3 separate regions of the Mus musculus genome follow, and regions 1 and 3 are each linked to region 2. The links are chromatin loops, found by intact Hi-C in ENCODE. Cell type or tissue: left cerebral cortex. All regions are shown on one strand.

Region 1 (8,000 bases), 180 kb after region 2:
TAGCTTCTTTGTACTTCTGTTTCCCAAGTTTAGATGTCTGGTGATAACAGTGTTTACCTCGTAGTGTGTGAGAAGTTAATGAAAAAATATACATCCAAAATACTTTTAAGAGTATCATAAGTACTAATATCACTAACATTAGATATATTAATAGATACACATATAAAATCATGGTATCATGTGTATATTATATGGTTACATGTTGAGATTTTTTTTTTGTTGGTTTGGTTTGGGTTTTTTGTTTGTTTGTTTGTTTGTTTGGGTTTTTATTTTTTGTTTTGTTTGTTTGTTTGTTTGTTTTTTGGTGTTTTGAGACAGGGTTTCTCTGTGTAGCCCTGGCTGTCCTGGAACTCACTCTGTTGACCAAGCTGGCCTTGAACTCAGAAACCCACCTGCTTCTGTCCCCAAGTGCTGAGATTAAAGGCGTGCGCCGCCACTGCCCCGCCATGTTGAGATTCTTAAACTACTCTCATTTAGATGTTAAAACATCAACAGGCAAATCTTTTCTTTTTCACACTTTGTCTTATTTTGAACTTAGAGATAAAGAATTAGAAGTGACAGCCCCCGCCCCCGCCCCCCGTGTGTCCAGTGAAAGATGACGTAGCTCACGCACAGCTTAGAAGTGTGTGTCAGAAGGGAGGCTGACCTAGCTTCCTTGAATTCGATATATCCGAGGGCTGCAATTTTAATTCACACTGTTGTTCTATCATCTAAAAACATTAAGTGCGTCCCCTTGGGGTTACCTGGGGGTCTCACTCTCATGCTGGGTTCATAGCCAAATGTCTGTATTAAGGAAGATGCCACTCTCGGGGCAGGTATCAGGAATACGTATTTTTCAAATGCTTGTATGTGCATCTTTTCTTTCCTGCTCACCTATAGTGCTGTGGAGTGTCAGTTCTGGTATTGCACTGTGCTGTAGCGCAAGGCTCACAGGGAGATGACGACTCTCCATCTTTATCTGACTCCCCGTTTTCTGACAGGATGCACAGGAACAGTGAGCCTCTGGGATTCGGGCCATACTCACGCTGAGAGCAGCAACTGTTCTTAGCTGCGCTGTGGGGACGCTGGCCACGTTTCTAAGGATGTGGCTGGTTTTCTGGCTTTTAGATTGGTTTACGTGTGGGCACACACATCTTTGCTCATGTGTGATTTATAAAGTTTTGGATCAATGATATCTGCAGGGTTGAAAAATACCATAATAAGTCCCCGTCCCTGCACACTCCCCCCTTCTCCTCTCTGAATCGAGACAAGGTCTCACATAGCCCAAGCTAACCTTAAACCAGGTAGCCGAGGATGACCTTAACTCCTGGTCTTCCTCCCCACGGTCCACAAGCCCAGCTTGGGTGCTCTTAGAAGTGTCACATGGCTAACACGATCGCTCTCTCTCTTGGTATTAGCCATGGCAGTCGGAAGAGGAGGGCTCGTGGCTCCGAGAGTATCCAGTGACCCTGATGCAGTTCTTTAGGTACCTGTACCACAACGTCCCAGACCTCGCCTCCATGTGGCTGAGCCCCGACTTCCTGTGTGCCTTAGCAGCCACCGTCTTCCCCTTCAACATCCGCCCGTACTCAGAGATGGTAAGGCAAGGGAGGGGATGGAGATGACGGTCAGGCTGGAGCCAGTCTGCTCTGGTGGAGAGCAGACCTGTGTTTTCCTAAGCTGCTGACCAGCTTTCTGTTTGTTACTCTCTGTCCCACCTCTCTGTCACTGTCTGCTCCTTCTGCCTTCCCTCAGAGCCTGAGCTCTGGCCTGCTCTCCTCCGCCCTTCTCCGTGCTCCCCCAGGCTCCCTGATGACATCCCCAGCCAGGCAGCTGCCATTGCAGACCTTGCCCATAGGATGGTGGCTGTGTCCTTAGGGAGAACAGGACTGTTGCCAAATGGAGCTGCTTTCTTCTCTGTTTTGAAAAGTAGATGTTTGCTGGACTTCATTTTTAACAAGTGACTCACAGAGTTGACTTTCTTTGTAAATGATAAAACGAATGTGATTATTTCTGCTCAGCTTTTCTTACCTCGCTCAGCCTGTTATTTTGTTACAAACGTTAATGGAAAACCTTAGGCTTGTGGTCAGACACAACACAGATAATTCCATCCTCTTACACAGGCCCAAAGACACAGCTGATTCTTGTTCCTATCATGTTACAGGGGCTGAAGTAATGGTCCTTCTTCACACTAATTTTTCTGTTTCTGTAAGTGTAGAAAGCTCGTTCCAGACTTGTAAAGAGATACACATGGGTGATTCCTGACCTCAACACCTGGCTGGATTATCGTTTTAGGCTTGGTTTAAAAAGTGTGCATGTGCGTGTGTGCATGCTTGCATGTGGGTGCGTATGAGTGTGTGCTCATTTGTGCACTGGAGCCTGTGAGTGCTTGTATATAAAGTTCCTTATCAGCATTTGTGTCTTGTTTACTGAAAAAAAAAAAAAAGAGAAACCTCAACCCTTGGGGGTCACCATTATACTATATCCCTCCGTTACCTGTGACATTGGCTTTTCCCATATGCAGACGATCACCCTCATGTTACCAATTCATTTATGTGAAGTGTTTATAACCCCTATAAAGGTTATATTACTCACGGTCAGTCAGAGAGTGACATGGCATAGTGCCAGATGGCTGCCTTGGAAGCAGTATACAGCCATGATGTGATAAGCTGAATAGGAAGAAGAGGCTCCGGGCAGGTAGTGCGCTTCCGATGGCACCCCTGCTGCTGTCACAGTTTTGATTTGCTTTGTTTTGTTTAGCTTTGGTTTTTCATTGTTTGTTTGTTTTAGCACATGTGCCGTGAAGGTGCTACATAAACTCTGATTCGATCCCGCCTGATTTCCTTCGCTAGGTGACAGATCTGGATGACGAGGTTGGGTCTCCAGCAGAAGAGTTTAAAGCCTTCGCTGCGGACACCGGGATGAATAGGAGCCAGTCCGAGTACTGCAACGTGGGCACCAAGACCTATCTGACCAATCACCCAGCTAAGAAGTTCGTCTTTGACTTCATGCGAGTCTTGATCATCGACAACCTCTGTCTCACCCCAGCCAGCAAGCAGACGCCACTGATTGATCTGTTGTTGGAGGTAACGACAAAGAAACGTGTGTAGCGCCTTCCTGCATCGTTTTTATAGTGAGAGCATTCATCGCCGATTGCATTCTGTGCAGAATACTTTTAGGCCTCCAGTTCTTCTGGATGACATGGGCAGAACATGGGAGGGTGCACGGCTTTTAACGTTACACACGTGTTATTCTCTATTCGTTCTGCTTTTTTCATTCTCTAAACATCCTTCTGCCTTAGTCCTTTATCACCCCCCCCCCCCACCCACCTATGGCAAACTTTTCTGTTAAGGGCCAAATGATACTGCAGGTTTGTGACACAGTTCTTCCCCTGTGCAGTGCTACTATGAAGGAACTAGGGAAGAGACAGGGCTATGCCAGCCCTCCCTCTTCCCCATATCCTGATTCAAAGCAGTCGCAATCACCCACCGCCACTCCCACCCAGTACTTCTATCCCTGTCCGGTGCAGCTTACAAACTTTTCCCACAGGCAGCAGGCTCCTGTTCGTCCCTTCCTGTGACGGGTGACAGGAATCAGCTGCACAGGAGAAGAGAGATTGTGCAGCTCGAGTGCCATCATGGCTGGCTGTAGAGGTGAACCATCCCTGAAAACTGCTTTCAGATGCTCATCTCGAGCTGGGTGTGCCGCCCTGTGGGAGACTGTACAAGGGTGTGGCTTTGATTCTAAACAGTGGTATCGAATGATCAAGATGAGAAAATATTCACCTATTGGCATCACTAAAGAAAATAGATCAAGAGAGAGAGTCTAAATGACTCATCCCTGGCTGGTTCTTCTGGCCAGTGCGTGCACAAGGTGCCAAAGAGCCTTGCTGTGCATTATGTGAGGTTAGTGGGGGTGGGGGTGGGGGGCTGCTGTCTTCAGCGGGAGGAATGGACAAGCCCTCAGCTCCACAAACAAGCAGTTCCTCTGCTCCCTCTAGTGGTAGATGCAGTTACGCAGCCTCAAAACCACTCCTGTGAAAAACATCTCAATTAAAAGAAGTCGCTACAGAATTCAGGAGCATCTTAACCAGGCTACAAGTGTTTCAAATGGGCAGAAAGAATAATGTGTCAGCAGTAAGCCACGTGGTTAAAAACTTGTCTGATAGAACTTGTTCTTTTGGGAACCTTGAGGAGGTCACGGGGCTAGGGCTGGAGCTTGAGCTTGCTGGTGGGGCCTTGTGGTAGCCGTCGGTGACAGAGCTCACTGATGGAGCCTGGTGATAGCGCTCCATGGCAGAGCTCTGTGATGGGCAAACAAGACAGCATGTCACCCAGTAATCCTGAAGAGCCTTGTGTGTAGGCTCCAGCTCTGTGACCTTGTCAAGCTCTGTACCTACGCTACTGTCTATTCATCTATACAGTGACCTAACAACCGAGCCTGTCTCTGATCACTAAAATGAACATTCAACAAGATAGCACAGGTAATAGTTGGTAGTCCCGGCACTTGACATATAGGAAAGCCAAGAGGCCTGGCTTAAGAGTATTAATGATTAAAGATTATTAAGATTATTATTAGTGATTGTTCTCAAGGCCTCTGCCAGAGTAGATGGACTTGCTACAGGTCAGATTGAGACGGGGGGGGGGGGGGGAGCACATGAGAGCGGAGCAGAGGAGTCAAAGCCAGCAGGTCAGGCGAGGTTGGTCATGAACATTTACCTTTGTTCTGCGTGATGTCATTAATTTTTTAGATGACAAAATATGGCGGGGGACTCTATCAAGACTCCTGGCTCTGTTCTGAGAAAAGGGAAGGGCATCTTGTTGTTCATAATCTTACTTGAACAGACAGTCTTAGAATACCAGCATATAGGGCTGTGTGACCGTGGCCTGTCTGCTCTACCTCTGCAGCTAAAGGCTGAGAACCTTATGTGACAAGAGCGGGATAGATTGATTAAAATGGCCTGGGGTTGGGCAAGTGACCCTGTTACCCAAAGGCTTGCGCCTTCGGTTGACCCAGGAGTAGCACTGCCCACTCCAAGTATGTGACAGTTCTGGAGACTGCAGTCCTCCTGAGTGTCCCAGCCAACTTGAGGTGGTTGGGGACACGAGCATTAGACAGTGGACCTACCCAGAGCTCTGTTGTTAACAGAACAGGGAGAGGTAGAAATGTCTTAGGACATTTCTAATAAACAACCTGACGGCTCCTTTACAAAGAGGGAATGGGGTTTCAGAGGAACATGCCTCTGTAGCAAACAGGGCAGATCCATCCCCGAGGATTTCTTACATCAGGACTTACTGCTACTCAAAGTGTCTCTAGTTCAGAAGGAGTTGTGGATGCATTTAGTCCTCTGACGCTTCAGAGTGACAATGAAATTCATATTTGTTACTGGCCTGAGTTGCCTAATTCAGATGGTCCTCCTGGGAGTCACAGCAGCACAGCTTTGAAAAAAACTTAAGAATTTTGAGAATGTGGGCACCACTGTGACCTATAAAATGATCCATTAGAGTGTTCTTATGTGCCAGCTGCAGGGCCTCGGTATTTACATTTATGTTATTAACTGCCAATTGCCACTTTGAAATAGATACATCCCATTTAGAGACAGGGTGTGACTGTTGGTTGTCAACTTGACACAACTAGAGTCATTTTGGAAGAGATACTCTCAATTGAGGACATGCCACTACCAGGTGGCATTGTGGGCTGTGCCAACCCTGGACAGGTGGTCCTGGGTTGTATAGGAAATAGGCTGAGCCAAGCCATGAGGAGCAGGTCGGATGGTCAGAAACACTCAGAGGGCTGTGGTTCCCTGTTTGTCTGTGAAGCACCAGCAGCATGCCGCCACCTACATACACAAGAATGCTGTGACAGTTGGAACTGTTCACTGTGTGTCAGAGGTCTGGCATTTCAAGAGGATAGCAAAGGGATTCTTCTTGCCATTTGCCAGGCTATGTACTTGAAAGTTAGGTGCTTGGGTTGTTCTGCCTAATGGCCAACAGAAACAGCTCTCAGTCGGTAGTTCAACTATGTCCTAAACTTCTGCTCAAAATAAGCACTCCACAGAGCTCCATCAGAATGCCAGCCGCACAGCTGTTCACTGTGCACAAATGGCACTGCCCATAGACAGCTGGAGGAGCATCCTCACTGGCTCCAGCCAGCCACAGTGCTCCCCTCCACAGATGGGCACATACAACCCATAGCTTCCTCCCTCTTAACGAAATGAAGCTCCACACTGAACTGTGGGCCTAAGTAACTTTTTCTTTGAATATCTCTTCCCCATTGACGACTCTTGGCTACTGTATTTCTTGACTTCTTACATTTACTTTAATGACTTTATGGCTTATTTCATATACTTTTCCTTATAAACTGCTGAAATGAGATATAATGGTGAGTTACCAAATATTTTCCACATATTATTGTTGTAGTAAATATTATTTTTGGGGGGGTTACTTCAGTTAGATGATAGAGTTCCCAAATAAAAGACACAAAAGCATTTATATTTACAATAAGTCTTAAAGCACTAGAGCTGGGTAGATATCAATGCTCTTTGCTATTTTGTCCACTTCTCTGTTAATAACCCCAAGGTATAACTTGGCATTTTCAGCTTGGGCCACTCCTACTCCAGCAGGCCAGCCCTCATGGCCATGTGCTCAGGGTCCACCTACCCCATGGTGGCTTCTTCCTTCTTCCTCTCTCCTCCCATGGTCCCTGCCTGAGACCCCAATGGGACCTCCGGCCCTGCCTACCTCTCCTCCCAGCTACAGGCTGTAGGGATCTTTATGAATAAATCAGGGTTAATTTGGGGCAAGGTTTACACAACAGAAGCTGGTATATGCAAGGATTCGTTCATCTTGGAGCAAGCAGGCCTTGGGATACAGTATTTGGCCTTTGAATACATTGTAGTACCAGACTAACCCTTTTGGGTTCAGGGTTTGGAAAGAATCATTTCGGAGATGGGGCTTTTTCTCTATACTGTTTAAGATTCTGTGGCTTGTACGCACAGATGGCCCTCCTGTGCCAGTCTCCTCCGTGGACCAGCTTGGGCTGGTTTCATCCTTCTGACATAGTTTACAGTGTAAGGATGGTGGGGCCCATGTTTTATGTAGTTAGTATCTTTCTGATTCTGATGTGTGTGTATTGTTTTAATATACAGGCTTCCCCTGAGAGATCTACAAGAACTCAGCAGAAAGAGTTCCAGACCCACGTTCTGGACAGCGTGATGGATCACTTGCTGGCGGCTGATGTGTTATTGGGTAATGCTGGCTTTAGTTTTTAAAGGGCTTGTATTCTCACTTTCCCCTCTCCAAGCTCCGCGTTCTCCTTCCTTCTGTCTCTAGTCCGGCCCATTGTATAACTTTTTTTAATGCTTGAGATGATACATTCATGTTTTTGCGCACAGCTGTTTGCTAGTGTCACTATAGAATGCTGTGTTTTTGTGCACATATGCTTATCCATATTGTTGCTGATAGACATGTGAAATGTTCCAGGTAGAGACAGCACCACTGCTGCAAACATTCTTATTCCGGAGTTACAAACATGTAGATAGTGTGTGTCTGTATGGTGGCGAAGTTTGCAGGATGTGCACGCTTGTCTTCAGGATGTGTTTCTGAAGGTCAAAATGCACTGACTGTATTCTCTTAAAGCACTTGAATTGCCACATGAAAGTAACACTTGAGACATTTACAAGAGAGACATCCCTTATGTACCAGACAACATGAAATTCAAAAGAAGAAAATGTATCGGCTCGAAGCCAGGTATAATGTGGCTACCTGTCATTCATGCGTAATGACAGAAGCTACATCAGGAGGATTGCAGGTTCAAGGAAAGCCTAGGCTACCTCATGAGACCCTTCTCAAAAAGCAAAAGTATAAAAGTCGTAGCAATTTACTTTGTCTATTACTCTTGAGTGATCACTTGAATCGTAGAACCTCTGTGCTGGTAAATTAATATTTTCTTGCAAAGTAATTTGCCAGAAGTAATCTTCAGTCAGTCAGTATGCAACTGTGTTTTCAAAACTAGACATCAGC
Region 2 (8,000 bases):
TTTGAAGTTCTAAGTTCTTCATAACTCCATAAAGAAATAGGGAGGAGTGGGAAATCAAAACATACAAGTGGCCTTGAGTTCTGCAGAGCAAGTCCCAGCCCATCCTGGCCTACTTAGTAATTATCTCAAAAACACAACCAAAGACAAAATATCAGGAGGCCTCCACTATATACGGAATTAGGAGTGCTTTCAACAGCATCTTCAAAATATCCCATTTCCACTATAATAATGATCATTATGATAATGAAGAGAAAAATGTGTCTGCTGTTTCCTCCTGTGGTCCTCTTGTTACTCTAGAGCTCACAGGAGCTTCATTTGTAATATTTACTTAAGTATAAACAGAAACAATCCATCAAGCTACAAGCCCCCCTCCCGCCCAAACAAAAGGCATGGACGCTCAGGCGCTCCCTTTGAATGTATGTACAAGAACAGCAGAAAAAAAAAATGCTTCTAATTGGAACGTTCCAAATGCATTTCTCCCCAATTAGAGTCAGTAACAACTCTAAATGGCACTGTCTTGGGGACAGCTCATCAGTTAATTATAAGGAGTCCTCTAAATTGAGGAGGAAAGAGTGATACTCAGTTTTGATCATTACAGATAAATATGGCTTGTCATTCCTCGCTTGATATTCTAGACAGTCCGTCAGAGGCAAACAGGGAACAGAGATAATTGTCTTTTACAAAGAGCAGAGATTATGAGAACAACACTGAACATTTACTTAACTCTGTCTTCTGGTCTGGGGTATGTTTTTTTCCACAAACATTTCGATCACATGATCCCCAGAGAGACTCATTTGCTTGCCCAGTTTCCCTTCCATCTGGGTCTTCTAAACAAGGGGAAACAATATGGTAATTCTATTATTGTAGCTAATAACCTGGGAGAGTGGAAACACATTTTAAATATGATAGCAACATATTTTAGCATAGAAGTGAAATTTGAATGTGTCAATATGGTTAATGTCTATGTAGATTTTTGTCTTCTAGCATCTGTAACACTCCATGTTCTGGTAATATCTTAAAAATCTAGAATTTAGTTTATATACATATTGTATTATACACACACACACGCATATGTCAATTTATACATTTATATGTATATATATGAATGATAATCCCATTTGCCATTAACCTTTCATTTTATAAATAAAACATAAAAGAAGCAAATGCTTAAACAGAGAATTCTGAGCTTATTGCTTCTCTTAACAATTTTGGAAATTCTCTTTTAAAACATGTCCTCCCTCCTCAGCATCTCTCCCGCCAGTCACTTGTTGTGCTCACGAGTCTTCTGTCACCACAAATCCATGGCTTTTACTTGTCGTGAGGCACAGCTCCTCAACTGCTATTGTCTACAGTCACCTCATTTCTGAATGGAAGTTAGGAATCAGACTCCTGGTGCAGAACTGTTTAGAAATAGCCCTTCAGCTTCCTCTATCCCCAGAGGAGTTCGCTGCACATGCCTAGAACTCCTTCCATCTGGCCTCTGCACAAAGGGCTTATTCCACTTTAACACAGTCTTTGTTTTATGAGGAGTGTGAGTTCATCTGAGTGAATACACAGGACACAGTAGTCATGTTGCTGGAGAACCTGAGCTGACCAGGGTTTTGTTTTGTTTTGTTTTGTTTTGTTTTGAATACCTAAACTCAAGATGACAGAAACTACATTTGGCCGGCAACAAAGACCCAGGAAGGTAAGAGCTGTGGCGGTGACAGATCTGAGGCAGAGCTGAGAGAGAGCAACTGGGAAGGGTCTTTTCCAGACCATCCTTATAATCCTTATATTTGTATAGCTTCAGCAAAACAAGGGAAGGCAGCTGGGTGTATATGTGTGCACTAGGAGAAAACCTTTGTGAAATATTCTCTATAAGACACCAGCAGGAAAATTGCCACATTTGCATACTGATATACCCTTGAACTTTATTGCAATGGTTTTTTTTCCAACAGAAAGACATTTATAATCAATGTGCTGATGACATACATTTCATAAATTTTCTTCTCCCAATTATAATTACAAAAAAAATTCGAAACCTCATTCATATTTAGTTGAAGATCTTCCTTCTGAAAGGCACCCTGGTCTTAGTGTTGACTCAACTGATTTTCTTACCCTAATGTAGCCATGCATCCAGTAGCTCTTCTTCCTGCCACACTCCCAGGCTGAAGAGAATTTTGTGGTACATTTGTGTAAGGGCAGATTGGAGGAACGGTACCTAAAGAATACACATCAAAGGGCCAAGGAGGAAGGAGCAGTAAGAAGGAAAAGGAAGCAGGCACACCCCTCCCCCACCCAGCGACCTGGCAGTAATGATTTATTTAAAACTGTATTATAGAGCGCTATAGCACAGCCTATTTGGCTTTAAAGGAATTCTATAGATGGCACAGACTGAGTTAAAACAGTTGAATGGCCAGTATCTTTACAGGTTACTTTGTGAGCCTTAGAGGCAAAGCATCGGATTTCTGTTCCCCCTTAGATGATCTGGTTATAAAAGTAGGTTTTTTTAAAAGGGGTTGTTCTGACCTACTCTTTCAGAATTGAGTAACATTTACATTTTTATTCTGTAGCCTGCCCCTGGTCTCTTCCCTTCCCTGACTGTCTCCCTGGCCTCCAACTCTGGACAATTCTTCTATCCTCCTGAGGGACCCCCCAACCTCATCCAACAGCAGCCCCACCCAGCACAGGCCTTACAGGCATGGCTCTCCACACCTGGGGAAAGGTGCTTTGTCCTGCCAGCGGGTGCCTGGGAACAGCAGGAACAGGGGCCCCCACACGGAACAGCTGCTGAATCTTGTAGCAAACAGTGGAGTAAATCGGTACAACTGGATCCAATTCCAAACACAAACTGGCTTAAAAAAAGGAAACAGCAAGTCCAAATTACTTCGGCTTTTTTTTTTTTTTTTTCTTTTTTAGAGGAAATCCTAAAACTGCTGTAGATTGCAGTGTTGGGAAAACAAGCTCGTGTTTCCAGTTTCTGTACCACTACTTCCCCACTCTGAGCTGTTCAACTCAAGGAGTTCAAGCATTCATGCTGACTCAGTTTTGTCCCCACCGTCAGAACAGAAGTATGACCCAAACGGTACGCTGGGCGGACTAGGAACAGAGACAAGCTGATGTCCGCTTGGCTGTTTCAAGTTTACCAATCCATACTCATTTAGTGCAAACATTGTGTTGGTCAGGTCTATGGAGGTACAAAGAATGACCTTTCCAGAAAGGGCAAACCTAAAATCTCAGCAGAAGGTCTCAAGGTCACTGACCCAGGACAACCCTGGAGACTGGAAACTCCTGGGTCCTGATCCGCACCGGAGGAGGTGGGGGTTCGAGGCCGCGTAGTGAAAGAGCTAGCGTGGGCAGTTCTTTTGTACTCCAGCTGGAGTAAAATGAACGCAGGCTCGCGTGTTTTCATCGCTGGTGACAGCATCCAGCAATGGGAGTAGGGCTCAGGGGCGCGCAGCGGTGCTTTCTCAGCAGGGTCCCCCGAGAAGCCGGAGGAGGGGGTGAGCGCTGCGCCAGAGGACCCGGGAGCCCGGAGGCGAGGGCAGGGGGCGCGGGGCGCGGGGCGCGGACTGGGCTGCGCGCCTGTCCAGGGTGCCGGCAAGCAGGAGCCGCGGCGAGGGAAGGAAGTAGGAAAGAGGAAGGAAAGGCGGGAGGGGCCGGCCGCGCGGCTGCAGTTTCTGCGGCCGGCCTGGTAGGAGGAGCGGGAGGAGCGGGAGGAGGATCCCGAGCCGTCCGTCAGCGGGCGCGGGAGGTGGGGAGAGCGGGAGGAGGAGGAGGATTAAAGATGGCCACCAGCAGCTGCGGGAGACGGCCACCAGCCCTCACTTTCCGGGATGTTCCCCGCGGCCCGGCCCGGCCTTGATGGAGAGGAGCAGCCCGTGCAGTGCCGAGGCTGAGGCGGCGGCGGGGACCCGGCGAGGGAGAAGACGCGGCGGAGCAGGGACCCAGGCGGGAGAAGGGAGCGGCGGCGGCGTCGCTGCCCTGGCTGCCTAGCACGGCTGCCGCCCCGGCCCCGCAGCTCGCGGACTGCAGCGGGCGCTCGGCCCCGGCCCGGCCTGGGGGGACTCCCGGGCCCCACGCCTGGGCCCGCGCGTCCGCGGTGAGTGCTGCCTGCCCGCTCGCCGGCTCGCCCGCGGCGCGCTTTGTTCCTGCGGGGCGGAGGCGCTGTCCGCGCGGGGACAGGCCGCGGCCCAGCCGCTCCCCCACCCGCGTCCTCCTCCGGGCCTGGAGAGGGCGCCGTCGGCGGCTGGTCCCAGGCGGCCGGCGGAGGGGCGTGCGGGGGCCTCGGGGATGGGGAGGCGGGGGCAAGGCGACCGCAGGTCCGGGAGGGCGGGGGCGTAACCCGGCGGCGCCCGGGGTAGGTGGGGGTCATGCCGGTCCCCTCGGGAGGACCCTCCCGGTGCCCATTCCCGGACCCCCCAGCCCCCACCCGCGCGCGCCCGGGCGCAGCGGAGCGCGGCCTCCATCCCTCGGGCGCCGTCTCCAGGGCCGCGGGCCTCTCCTGGCTCATCCCTCTACGCTCTGAGCTGCAAACCCTTCCCTGTGGAAGGGACCTGGGATGCTTCTGTCCTGCATCGGGGATGTGGTGGCATCACCGACATTCGCGGTTATGGCGGGGTTGAAAAGGCAGCGGTGACCTTTCCGACCAGAGCCCTCTGGACCATGGTCGCATCGGAGGTGCTGCGTTCCATTGATTTTTTGACTCTTGAATCGGAGAGACAGATGATGAGTTCTTCCTTTGTAGAAATAATAGGATAGAATCAGATCAAGCAGATGTTTACCGAATGCATGGATTTTCAGTACCTCACCAATGGCTAAGTGTTTTTTCTGTGGGAAAAATGGTGCTTATGCATACGAAAAACTATTTTTGTTCACTAATAGCTATGGGTTGGTCAGTACCAAGTGGTTATTATGGTGTCTGAAAACCCAACAAAAAAAGAAAAACAAAACCCTTGCGTCGAGACAGCAGATTCCAGGCTGGCCTCTATCAAGCAGGTTTAGATCAGTTTTCACTGTCAGGATGTAAAGCAAGTAAAAATAACAAAACAATGAAAAATGTACTTATTTACAGGAAAATGGGATGTGGTATTAGTGTAGAGTCTAGGAGAAAGACTATAGTCTGTTAGTGTATAGATCTAGTCAAAGTAAATCCCTCTTTAAATAAAACTGTCATCATGGGACCCTGCTGTGTAAGAATTAGCTTGATATGCATTTAATGTTTAAAAAAAATCTGTATTTCATTAGGTTTGAGAACTAAAACTTTGAGCAGTTCTGCCTCAAGCAACTAGAAATACAGGTTTTTAAATAGTTTCTCTTTTCCTTAGTTGAAATCTATTCATGTAAAAATATGCTTCTCACAAAAATTTCTCTACAAATGTGCTATGAGTTAAGGAACATGAGGCTTTGAAGTAACTTGGAAAGACATGAAAGAAAGTTAAACCGTAGTGTAATATTCCAGGATCAGATTCTGTACTCTGAGGATGCTGAACTCCACAAGTCTTCACTGTTTACCTCTGGTGTCCTAAATATCACCAAGGTGCTGCATTCAGTGGGGTCTTAGAATTTCTAGAAATTATCCTCAGAATGTAGCCTACATCGGGGCTCCCCCACCCCCATTTGATCTGGAACCACAAAAGATGGTAAACAACTGGGTATCGTAGTTTAAAAAGAGTAAATATCCTACCTGGGTATGGTGACTCATACCTGTTGGCCAGGTACTGGGAGGCTGAGAAGAGCGTGAACGTCTAAGTCTTGTAGATGCAGGCAAGTCTGAGGAAAAAAAATTAGTTTGTGTACTTTCCACCTGTCTCTGTCTAATGCTTGTGATGGAGAGTGTATCAGAGTACCACGGAAAGATGGAGAGGATCCCAGGATAGCATGCATGTAAAGTATTCATCCGTGTATTCTCATTCAGACACGGGGAAGATGCTGATCCCATTGTACAGATGGGGAATTAGGCAACTTTAGGGAAAGTCTAGGACCCAGATTGCCTAAGTTTAGAGCCAGTGATGATCAATGTTTTAGGATACCAATTAGATGTGAAGACCGGAATGGCATGGCATTTTGGAGTCATGGGCTTTCAGTGCAGAGGGCTCAGTGACGGGCTTGCTGGGGTGACCCAGGTATGCACACAGCTCTGCAGCCACACCCCAAAGCTCTTCTCGCTGCATCCCCCTCCCCAACCACCCACCCTCTAGTGTTATTGTTTTCTGTGATTCCAATGGCACAGACCCTTGCGTTTCCATCATGACTGTTGTGTAGAATCTGCTTGTCTGGCGTCTGCTCTGAGTCCCAGCCCCTTCTGCACAGCGGATACTTTTCTCGCCCACAGCACCATTCACAAATTAATGGCCGATTTGGTTTTTTTCAGGTTGGGTTTACTCAGGAATCATCTCCATGTAGTGACGCTTTATCTGAATGTGCAGTTGGGTGGTCTGTCTTACAGACAAGCAGAGGCCATTCATACTTCCCTAGGAAGGCCCTTCATGGCCCTTTGCTTAGTCCTCAGATCCTTGGCAACCATTAATGTCCTCTGTGGAACACCGTCCAGATGCCTCGTGGTGCAGAATGTTGCCTTTTGTGCCTTCGTGCGTTTAGTGTAATGCCTGTGCCATAGAGCAGTGGTATAGCCACGGGCTGGTAAATGGTAACAACTGTGGCAGTTGTTCTAGGGTAACAGTCACCATGGCCTATATTAAGCTTCATTAAACAACATGAGAAAGTTCTGAGAACTCACCCAAGGGCTCTGTATAGCTGGTACCAACCAGCTCCAGCAAGCACTGAGTTTCCTTTTACCGCTATAGCACTAGGACTCTTTAGCATGGTCCTACTTTTTGTCTATTCATGATTGATACAGATTTTGGTTAGTTATGAGTATTATGAGCTATTTTAACCTTCAGCATACAGGTCTGGTTTTCTTGACTCAATATGCAGAGGTGGGACTTTAAGGTCCTATCATGAGCATCAGTGTGCTTTTATCCACCAGACCACTTAGCACGCTTGCCAGCAATGCCGCCGTTCCTGTGTCAGCACCTGTTCTTGTTGGCTAATACTTTAGCCATTTATTGTGTGGCTATTATGTGGTCATATGCTTTTAAGACTTTTGATTTCGTAGTTCTTATTTTCAGTAGTATTTGGGACAACAGGAAGTTTAGGACAGACATTCCTCAAAACACATTTTTGTCTTAGTTGCCCGCTACGGTCTCACTGTGATGGCCATGGCACAGTCCAGGGTGTTTCCTGGGCGGCTTAGTATTTACTTACCTTTCATGTTGTGAAGCTAGCTTTTAGTAAAGAGATCACTACGAAATTTTGGTTCCAGCTTTTACAAAGGCTTGAAAAAAAAAATGCAAGTTTCTGTGCAGCTTGGGTTTCAGTTTGACTTTGCACTGAAGAGCTTTCACCACGGTTTGTTTTTAAAGCTTAGTGGACTGATTTCTTACAGTTCTAAAGCTGAAGCCAGGTGTGATGCCAGCACTTGGGAGATGGAGGCAGGCAACCAGGAGTTTAGGGCTAGCCTCAGTTAAGCGGCAAGTTCGAGGGCATGCTGTAGTTCTGTTGTAGGCAAAATGTTGGGTTCAATTATATTTACTCATTATAAACATTTAAAATTTAAAAATACTTAAATTTAACTATGTATACATGTGTATGCAGGTGCCCCTAGAAGCCAGAGGTATGGGACCCCCTTGAGTTGGCGTGATCGGCCGTTGTGGGACTCACGACATGGGGTGCTGGGAATTGAACTCGGGTCCTTTGAAAAGCAGTGTGTACCTTTAACTGCTGCTCCATCATTCCAACTCTCTGAGCATTTAATGTTTAATAGTGAAATGCACTTAAAAGTTTTTAGAATACTACATTATTATCAATTAGGAAGAAATTGTAAACTATGTTAGAACTTTATACATAAGTAGTCAGATTACAGATTTGAATAATTATACTTGAATACCCGGGATGTCAGACCTGCTTGTGTAATGACCTCACCTGTTTGGCCATTGGGTCACACCTTTGTGACGCTC
Region 3 (8,000 bases), 55 kb after region 2:
TACTACCTAAATAGTTATAATTTCAGTTTTTTTCACTCAGAATCTAGAAATGTGAAAATTGCCTGTTGAGTTCTGTGTTGCCTGCAAAAAGACTATGGTACAAAAATCCACTGTCTCTAAGATGAAACACTTGTGTGAAACACATTTATGTTATTTAAAAGGAAAAAGAATAGTCTTTTGAACTTCATAGCCTAGGAGAATTTAAAATAAGTAAAAATTAAACCCTTTAAAGCCATAATTTCTTGCATATTAAGGAAATTTTGAGTTCTTACTGTATGCCAGGCACTGAGTATTGATCACAAGACAGGTAGGTGTGTTTTGTCTACTTGGAGTTTACGATCTGGTAGGAAGTTAGAGTAACACATAGGTATTTACCAATATTGATAAGGACAATTGTTACAAAGGAAGTGAGAACATGGCTCATACACGCATACTCAGAGCTGCAACTCCCACATCCAGTCTGACTCACTCCACACCTTTAAACGTCTGTTACCTACCTCCTCCCGAGCCCCCGATTCCAGGACAGAGTGACTTCTCTACCAGATGACAGGCAAGCTGCACATAACCAACATGTTCAATAGAAACTCATGCTTTCTGTCTCCCAACCTCAGTCTCATCCATCCATCCATCCATCCATCCATCCATCCATCCGCTCAACCCACTCAACCCACAACCCTAGGTGTTGACCTTCCCCTGTCCTTCATGCCATGTGAGTCTCATCAGCTCTACCGACAACCCGCACAGCTCAGCTTCATCCTTTTTTTTTTTTTTTTTTTTAACTGATCACTTCATATGTAACTGCCATGTGATCCCTTCTTTGGACTGTGGTGGCCTCTTTCCTGTTTTCAACTCTTCTGCCCATCATTTCTTTCTTTGCAGGCAGGGTTGCTCTGGTTAACAAAGCGTGCTCTGCTGCTGCACACACATGAACACCAGCGCTTGCATACGGAAGTTTATTTTCCTATTGCTCTGATATGATAACTCCACAAAAGCAAGAGCTTGATCCCTGCTGCATCCCTCCAGGGAGGTCAAGCTGAAAGGACCTGTGGCACATGATCATTTCATATCCACAGTCAAAGCCAGAGAGTGATGAATTTTAACGTATGCCTGTTAGTGCTTGGCTCATCTTCTCTACCTATGTACATCCAAATCTCCTTCCTAGAGAGTGTTGCCCCCCTAGTGGGTGACTCTTCCCAACTCAATTAATACAATCCATCCCCAACACTGCTCATGGGTCAACTGAATCTAGACCCTCACTGAGACTTCCCAGGTGATGCTAGCCAGTGCCAATTAATCAATTAAAACCAAGTCACAAGAGGACATGTATTTTCTTTTTTAATTTGTTGACTGTGTAGTGCTTGAGAGGGATATTTAAGTCTTCCCATTGGCTGTCTGTTGAGTGTTAAGTAGCAAAAACACTGCCTTGTTTGGCTTCAGGATGTTACCTCTGAGCCTTGCTTTGTGTCCTAATGACAGCTGGAGCAGAGTTATTTATGAGGATAAAGTGTCTGTAAATACTCTTTTATTTTCCCATTCCATTATTATTATTATTATTATTAATTATTATATGTAAGTATACTGTAGCTGTCTTCAGACACTCTAGAAGAAGGCATCAGATTTCATTACAGATGGTTGCTCGGATTTGAACTCAGGACCTTTGAAAGAGCAGTCAGCACTCTTAACCGCTGAGCCATCTCACCAGTCCCTATCTTCCCATTCTTTGCGCTCATTTTGTAGATGTGTCTGACCTCCTTGAGTCGGACTGATGCTTGGTGTTCTTTCCCTTACATGGTTTGTATTTACTTGTTGGCTTGTTTTCTAAGACAAGGTCTGACTCTGGAGCCTTTGCTGGCCTGTATGTAGCCAAAACTGGCCTCAAACCTATAAAGATCTGTCTGCGTCTGCCTGCCGGCTGTGTGCTGGAATTAAAGCTGTTCACTACCATACCTGGTCCTCACTTGTGGTTTCAGGTAGCAGGTACATATCACACGAATATATGAAGATAGGGTTCATGTATAAAGTGTGTGAAACTCTTCCTGAAATGTTCATATTTACTTTCCTCATGCTTTTCTCAATCTGTAAAAAGTTGGATGCAGCAGCTCTCAGGTTTGTTCCTTAAACAGCAAGGTCTTAAAGGCTTATTTTGAAATATTTTTGGAGTCTGCATTTTGGAGTAGAGCTAATTAAAACAGTATCATCAGTTTATTTTTACACCACTGTCTCAGTCTTTTAATAATTAATGTTAGTCTCCATTTCATTTTACGTTGACCCACATCAGATGGGAAGTTGGATGCTGTGTGCACACGAGGCGCTTAATGCACTTTGAATTGTCTTTGCTTCTTCTTTTCTCTGACCCTCAGTTCTTTCTTCCATCTTAAATAGAAGCAGTTGAGTCAAATAGAAGCAGTTGTTTCAAATGGAAGCAGTTGATTCAAGCTGCCCTGCATTGTAGAAAGAGCCCTCAGGACTATCTTTTCTAGTCTCTAGCAATTTGTCCACAGCCCTTCACCCTTCATTTTCCATCTCAGCTCTAATGGCTTTTAATGATGTGTTACAGTAAAACCCCACCCTCTCTCCCACCACTCTAGAATGAAGTAGGGAATCCTGCTCTGTGGCTACATCATAACCCTGGTCACCTCATTTCCCAGTGACATGGCACATCGGTTGTTCTGGCACATACATCTTTTGATCCTAATTTTAGAATTTTGAAAATAGAGTGCATTTTATCTTATTTAGAAACTGGCTTTTCCTCCCTCCTGCCTCTGTCTACTTCCTGAGCACTGGGAGGGCAGGTGTGTGTGTGTGTGTGTGTGTGTGTGTGTGTGTGTATGTGTGTATGTGTTCATATCACCACACCTGTTCATCATACAGCAGATAACGTTGCAGTGTCATTTTTGAATGGACATTGCCTTTTGTGTTGCATAAATAACAAAGTCTTAACAGTTGGTGAGGTCTTTGATTTGCTGAGATATGGTGGCCCTCAGACTGTGTGTAATCTAATACAGTAGGTCTGAGTTTGCATTTAGGTAAAGGAAGGGTATAGTTTTAAAGATGGTGCCATTCTTTTCCTCTTGTTTTTTCCTTGTCCTTGGTAAGTGTGGCACAAAAGTGGCCCAGGTTTCCTATAAAAGGCCTTAGTCCATTTGGGTTGTGTTAACAAAACCTGCCACCAAATGGGATGTGGTGACTATTTCTGGTTGTCAGCTTGACAACATCCGGAATGAACTACAATCCGGAAATGGAGGGCACACCATGATCCAGATCTTGAGGCTGGAAGACACAGGCTTCTGACCTATATCTTGACTTGGGGGTGAGACAGGCTTTTGATCAAGATCTTGAGGCATAGTGGGCATGAAAAGCTTAGGCCCAGGCAAAGTAGTACACACTTTTAATCCCAGGAGACCTAGGCGGGCAGATCTCTGAGTTCAGGCCAGCCTGGGACAAAGCAAGTTCCAAGTAAAGAACTGTTTAACTGGAGGCATGGCAGTACACACCTTTAATCTGGGCCACGCCAGCTGCTGGAGGCCTACGTAAGGACAGTGGAGGAGGGAAGGCTTCCTGCTTCTTCTTTGGCTGCTTGCACTTACTGCCAGCACCTCTGTTGGAACCTACTTCTTCAGGATCCGGCTTATACAGAAGACCAGCTGAGACACCTAGGCTTGTGGGACTCAGCAACTACTAGATTCTCGGACTTTCTATTCACAGCTGCCCATTGTTCAGTTACTTGGACTGTAAGTCATCACAATAAGAGAGAGAGAGAGAGAGAGAGAGAGAGAGAGATTGATTCTGTAAGTACTGTGATTCTAACACCTGGCCAGGAGTCCACCCCCTCACCTGAAGACTTGCTAAGAAGATGGGAGGAATAATTATTCCCTTAATGAAATAACATACATATGTATTGTTTCTAGAAGCCCCTCCTCCCTGCCGTGGCTTGCACCGTGCCTGCTGAGTTCTAGTATAACATCCGGTCTTCCAGACACTGGCTTCTGCATGCTTTCTGTGATGCTCTGAGCTTTCTCAGTCTGAGCCCCATGCCTGCCTCTCCCATCCCCCTCCCACTGTTCCTCCCAGTCCTTTGCTACCCATGTGGTTCCCTTGCTGAACCTCCTGCATCCGGGACTCAACCAAAGGGTGCATCTCTTTCTTCCACTTTGCCCTCTTCTCTTTGGGACCTGCTGAAGTTCTGTTTCAAACTCTTAATACAATTGTCTTCTAGCCTCCTTAGGAATCTGGTGGCGTTCTTGGATATTTAGTAATTCTACTAGTTCTTAATATAACCCGATGACAGAGTACTATTGATTTATTTAATCAGCTTTAGCACAATTACTGGGCGATTGCCCCTGAACTATTTTTTTTTCTACACTAGACTGCCTCTTTCCTAGCTCTGCTCCCTATGTTACTTGACAATGGTCATCCTAGCTGTGCTGCATTCATTCCATCAGGTCATGTCCTGGTTCTCCAGCCCCCCCCCCCCCGCCCCGCCCCCATCTCTCTTTCTTTCTCCCTCCCTCCCCCTCTACTTCCCTCGATTTCTCCCTAGTCTTCCTAGTTTGTCTGTCTGTCTGTCTCTGTCTCTCTCTCTTCCTGGTTCTTCACTTTCTCCTTATCCCTAGCAGCTCCCAGCCCTGTAACCGAAGCCCTGCCCACCTCTATTCTCCCTACTAATTGGCTGCTAGCCACTTTAAACTGTCAGAGAATCCGGGTAAGCAAAGTTTGGTGTGTGTGAGAGAATGTGCGTCTGGACTGCACCCAGATCTTTCTGTCGGGCCAGTACTTAGCATTTGAATACAGACCAACCCCCCACAGTCTGGCTCTAAATGACCTAAAAAGAGGGAATACCAAATTCCTAGGTAACAGTTGGCTTGCCTGAGAATGGCAGGGCGGCATCCATGGGCTAGCGTTTATTTCTGTAAATCGATTCACTCATTACCGAAGGTACTACAGTAGAGTTTTGGCCAACCGCCGTGCATCCATAATGCGTGGAAATGTTCACTTCTCTCTCAAGTGATAGTTCAGCCTGTTGGCCATCAGTTCCCACCAGGACCACATCATCCATGGTGTTACCCACATACCAGGTGATGAACTTATTCTGTTCCCCTTGGGACCGCAGCTCACAGGGATTAATCCCTGATCAGCCTGCTCCCTTGTTCCTTGCTGTCGCCTGTGGGGAGGAGAGCATCGTGGCCAGAGGGCATGGGGCAAAGCTGCCTACCTCAGGGCAGCCAGGATGCCGAGTGCTTGCTGACACTTCACTAATAGATAATCCATAACGAGACTGATGCTCCATTCGCTCTGTCTCATGGAATGCCCATGGGAGTGAAGTCAGCCTACTAACAACAAGAATTTCCTTCTAAGTCTGCACTCTTTGTGATATGAGTTGATTTTTCGGTTGTTCGTACCTTTTGTTCGATGGCATAGTTAGACTTTTTTGTTTGTTTTCTAATTCTGAGAGAACTTTCCTTCAGAGAGACTGAAGCTTAAAAGGGGTTCTTAGAAGCTGCTTCTCGAACATGACCTGATAGCAAGTAAAAAGCTTTATGTATCTAATCTCGGTAACAAACCTGAGAGTGAGAAATAGAAGGCAGGGTTGGGATAAGGATTCACTCACGACCAGTTCTCAGAAGGCACATGGTGTCGGTGGCCTCCATGTTTATTGATTAGGACTTCCATTGAAGAGGGATGGGGAAGTGTTCCTCTTTAAAGATAGCTGTATGGGTTGATTGGTTGATGGTTTCTTTTGTTTGTTTGTTTTGTTTTGTTATTTTGAGACAGGGTTTCTCTGTGTAGCCCTGGCTGTCCTGGAACTCACTTTGTAGACCAGGCTGGCCTCGAACTCAGAAATCCACCTGCCTCTGCCTCCCGAGTGCTGGGATTAAAGGCATGCGTCACCACGCCCAGCTCTAACTCTTTACTAAGAGCTTGGATATGGGACAAAGCTTTGAGTGAAGATCGGGAAAACTTGCATGTGTGAAAATGACCGTATTCCCTTATGTAAACCACATCTCTGTGTTTACAGCTAGACTTGAGAGCAGAAGGAAAGTACTCTTAAGACAACATGAATCACAGCATTCCCTTGTGTTGTGTGTCATGCTCAACAGGGAAAGTGTAGCACATTCAGATGCCAATGGGTAGGTTATTTCTCCACCGGTGAAATGAGCTCATGTAAACCAGATTGGATTATATTAAAGGCAGGAATATATATATTAAAGGAGCTGCTCTTGGGCAGGTGAGTTCACTGGCCCAAGGAAGGAGGCCAGGGAATCACCATGGGGTAAGAGAGGAGTAGTGGGGGGGAGGGGAGGGAGAGAGAGAGAGAAAAGGTAGGCTTGTGTAGAGAGATAAGATAAGGAATAGAAGCGGGGCGTGGTGGTGCACGCCTTTAATCCCAGCACTCGGGAAGCAGAGGCAGGCAGATTTCTGAGTTCGAGGCCAGCCTGGTCTACAAAGTGAGTTCCAGGACAGCCAGGGCTATACAGAGAAACCCTGTCTCGATATCCCCTCCCCCCCCCCCCCCCGCACCCAAAAAAAATAATATATATATATATGAGAATGAAGGGGAAGGCTGGAAAGATGGCTCAGCCAGTTAAGAACACTGGCTGTTCTTGCAAAGGATCCAGGTTCAACTCCTAGCACCTACATGGCAGTTCACAAACTGTCTGTAACTTCAGTTCCAGGGGATCTGACATCCTCACAAAGACATACATGCAGGCAAAGCACCAATGCACATAAATAAAAAGGGGGGGGGGAACTGGTGAGATGGCTCAGCGAGTAAGAGCGCTGACTGCTCTTCTGAAGGTCCTAAGTTCAAATCCCAGCAACCACATGGTGGCTCACAACCACGGGTAAATGAGATCTGATGCCCTCTTCTGGGGTGTCTGAAGTCAACTACTTACATATAATAATACATAAATCTTTAAAAAAAAAAAGAAGGGGAAGGGGAAGGAAGAAGGAAGAGGAGGAGAAAAAGAAGAAGAAGAAGAAAAAGAAGAAGAAGAGGAAGAGGAGGAGGAGGAGGAGGAGGAGGAGGAAGAAGGAGCACGAGGGCGCGCAAGAGCACAAAATGTCTAATGTCCAGATTATATATGGAAGAGCCTCTGGAGGCAAAGGCAGCCTAGCCCCTGGGCTGGAAAGTTCAAGACAGTCAGGGCAAGCATGTAGGGACTGAAGGATGTTGGGAGAACCTGGAGGCCAGGTCTGCTTTGGTATGTCAGTCCCTTGACCCTTGACCTGGGTCAGAAACCAAATACCAACCTATCAACGTGTACAGAAAAATCATAGAAAAATTAGTACAATTTACAGATTTAATGACCTGTAGTGAGCCAAAGGTGACATCAGGAATGAACTCCAAGTCTAGACTCAGACTACACTTTCTATGCTAACAATCTGGCTGGGAAATTGCTCAAATTTGCCAGGTGGTGGTACACATCTTTAATCCCAACCCTGGGGAAGCAGAGGCAGGTGGGTCTAGTTCAAGGCCAGCCTGGTATATAGAGCAAGTTCTAGGACAGCCAGGACTACACAGAGAAATCCTGTCTCAGAAAACCAAAAGCAGACAAAACAAAAACAAATAACAAAAAAGGAATTTCTCAAATTCTTTGTCCAGAATTTAGAAGGCTTTTTTTGTTTATCACTATGTGCTATTTTTGTATATATCGCCTCCAAAATTTGGTTCTTAAAACTACTGAAAACTGATGTCTGCAGGAGGTGAAGAAGCAGATCTCACTAATGGATAGATGGATAAAGCTCTTACAGGAGTCTATAAAGAACAGTTGTTCCTTCCTCTTCTCCCTCTCCCTCCCTTCTCCACCCCCCTTCCCCTCTTCCTCCTCTTCCTCCTCCCTCCATCTGAGGAACCCTCATTGTTAGTCACAGCTACTTTCCTGCTGAACTGTGAACACAGCCCAGATGTTTGTTTCAGCTGTCTGGCCAGCTGTTTCCAGTGTGGAAGCCACAGTTGGAATGTCTGCTCAGAACAGTAGCTCACCTGATGATAAGGCCCT

Evidence for each region. Peaks named below come from ENCODE experiments on the same cell type or tissue, not always from the same donor. Only the 100,000 strongest peaks of a DNase experiment are listed, where the experiment ranks them.
Region 1: a loop joins it to region 2, with 3 times the contacts of the local background. A loop is called at or near these places in 20 of 42 quality-filtered maps.
Region 3: it touches region 2 in a loop (2.0-fold over the local background); 10 of 42 quality-filtered maps call a loop at or near these places.

What each region holds. Positions count from the first base shown.
Region 1 is chr5:101,889,976-101,897,975 of GRCm38, reverse strand. It overlaps Wdfy3 (WD repeat and FYVE domain containing 3), which reads left to right. Exons shown (of 67, transcript NM_172882.3): 35 at 1,398-1,577; 36 at 2,832-3,065; 37 at 7,127-7,226. Among named protein-coding and RNA genes, the nearest start is that of Gm42135, 54 kb to the left of the region's middle. In left cerebral cortex, a CTCF peak has its summit at 3,976 (motif pointing left); DNase peaks (open chromatin) are centred at 974, 3,975 and 7,000.
Region 2 is chr5:102,065,680-102,073,679 of GRCm38, reverse strand. It overlaps Wdfy3 (WD repeat and FYVE domain containing 3), which reads left to right and starts at 3,759. Exons shown (of 67, transcript NM_172882.3): 1 at 3,759-4,084. In left cerebral cortex, CTCF peaks have their summits at 3,638 and 4,226 (motif pointing right); DNase peaks (open chromatin) are centred at 3,410, 3,709, 4,155, 4,525 and 1 more place; H3K4me3 peaks cover 3,103 bases; H3K27ac peaks cover 1,700 bases.
Region 3 is chr5:102,011,170-102,019,169 of GRCm38, reverse strand. All of the region lies in intron 2 of Wdfy3 (WD repeat and FYVE domain containing 3), which reads left to right. Among named protein-coding and RNA genes, the nearest start is that of Wdfy3, 55 kb to the left of the region's middle. In left cerebral cortex, no CTCF peak of the experiment used is centred here; DNase peaks (open chromatin) are centred at 499, 3,509, 4,755 and 6,049.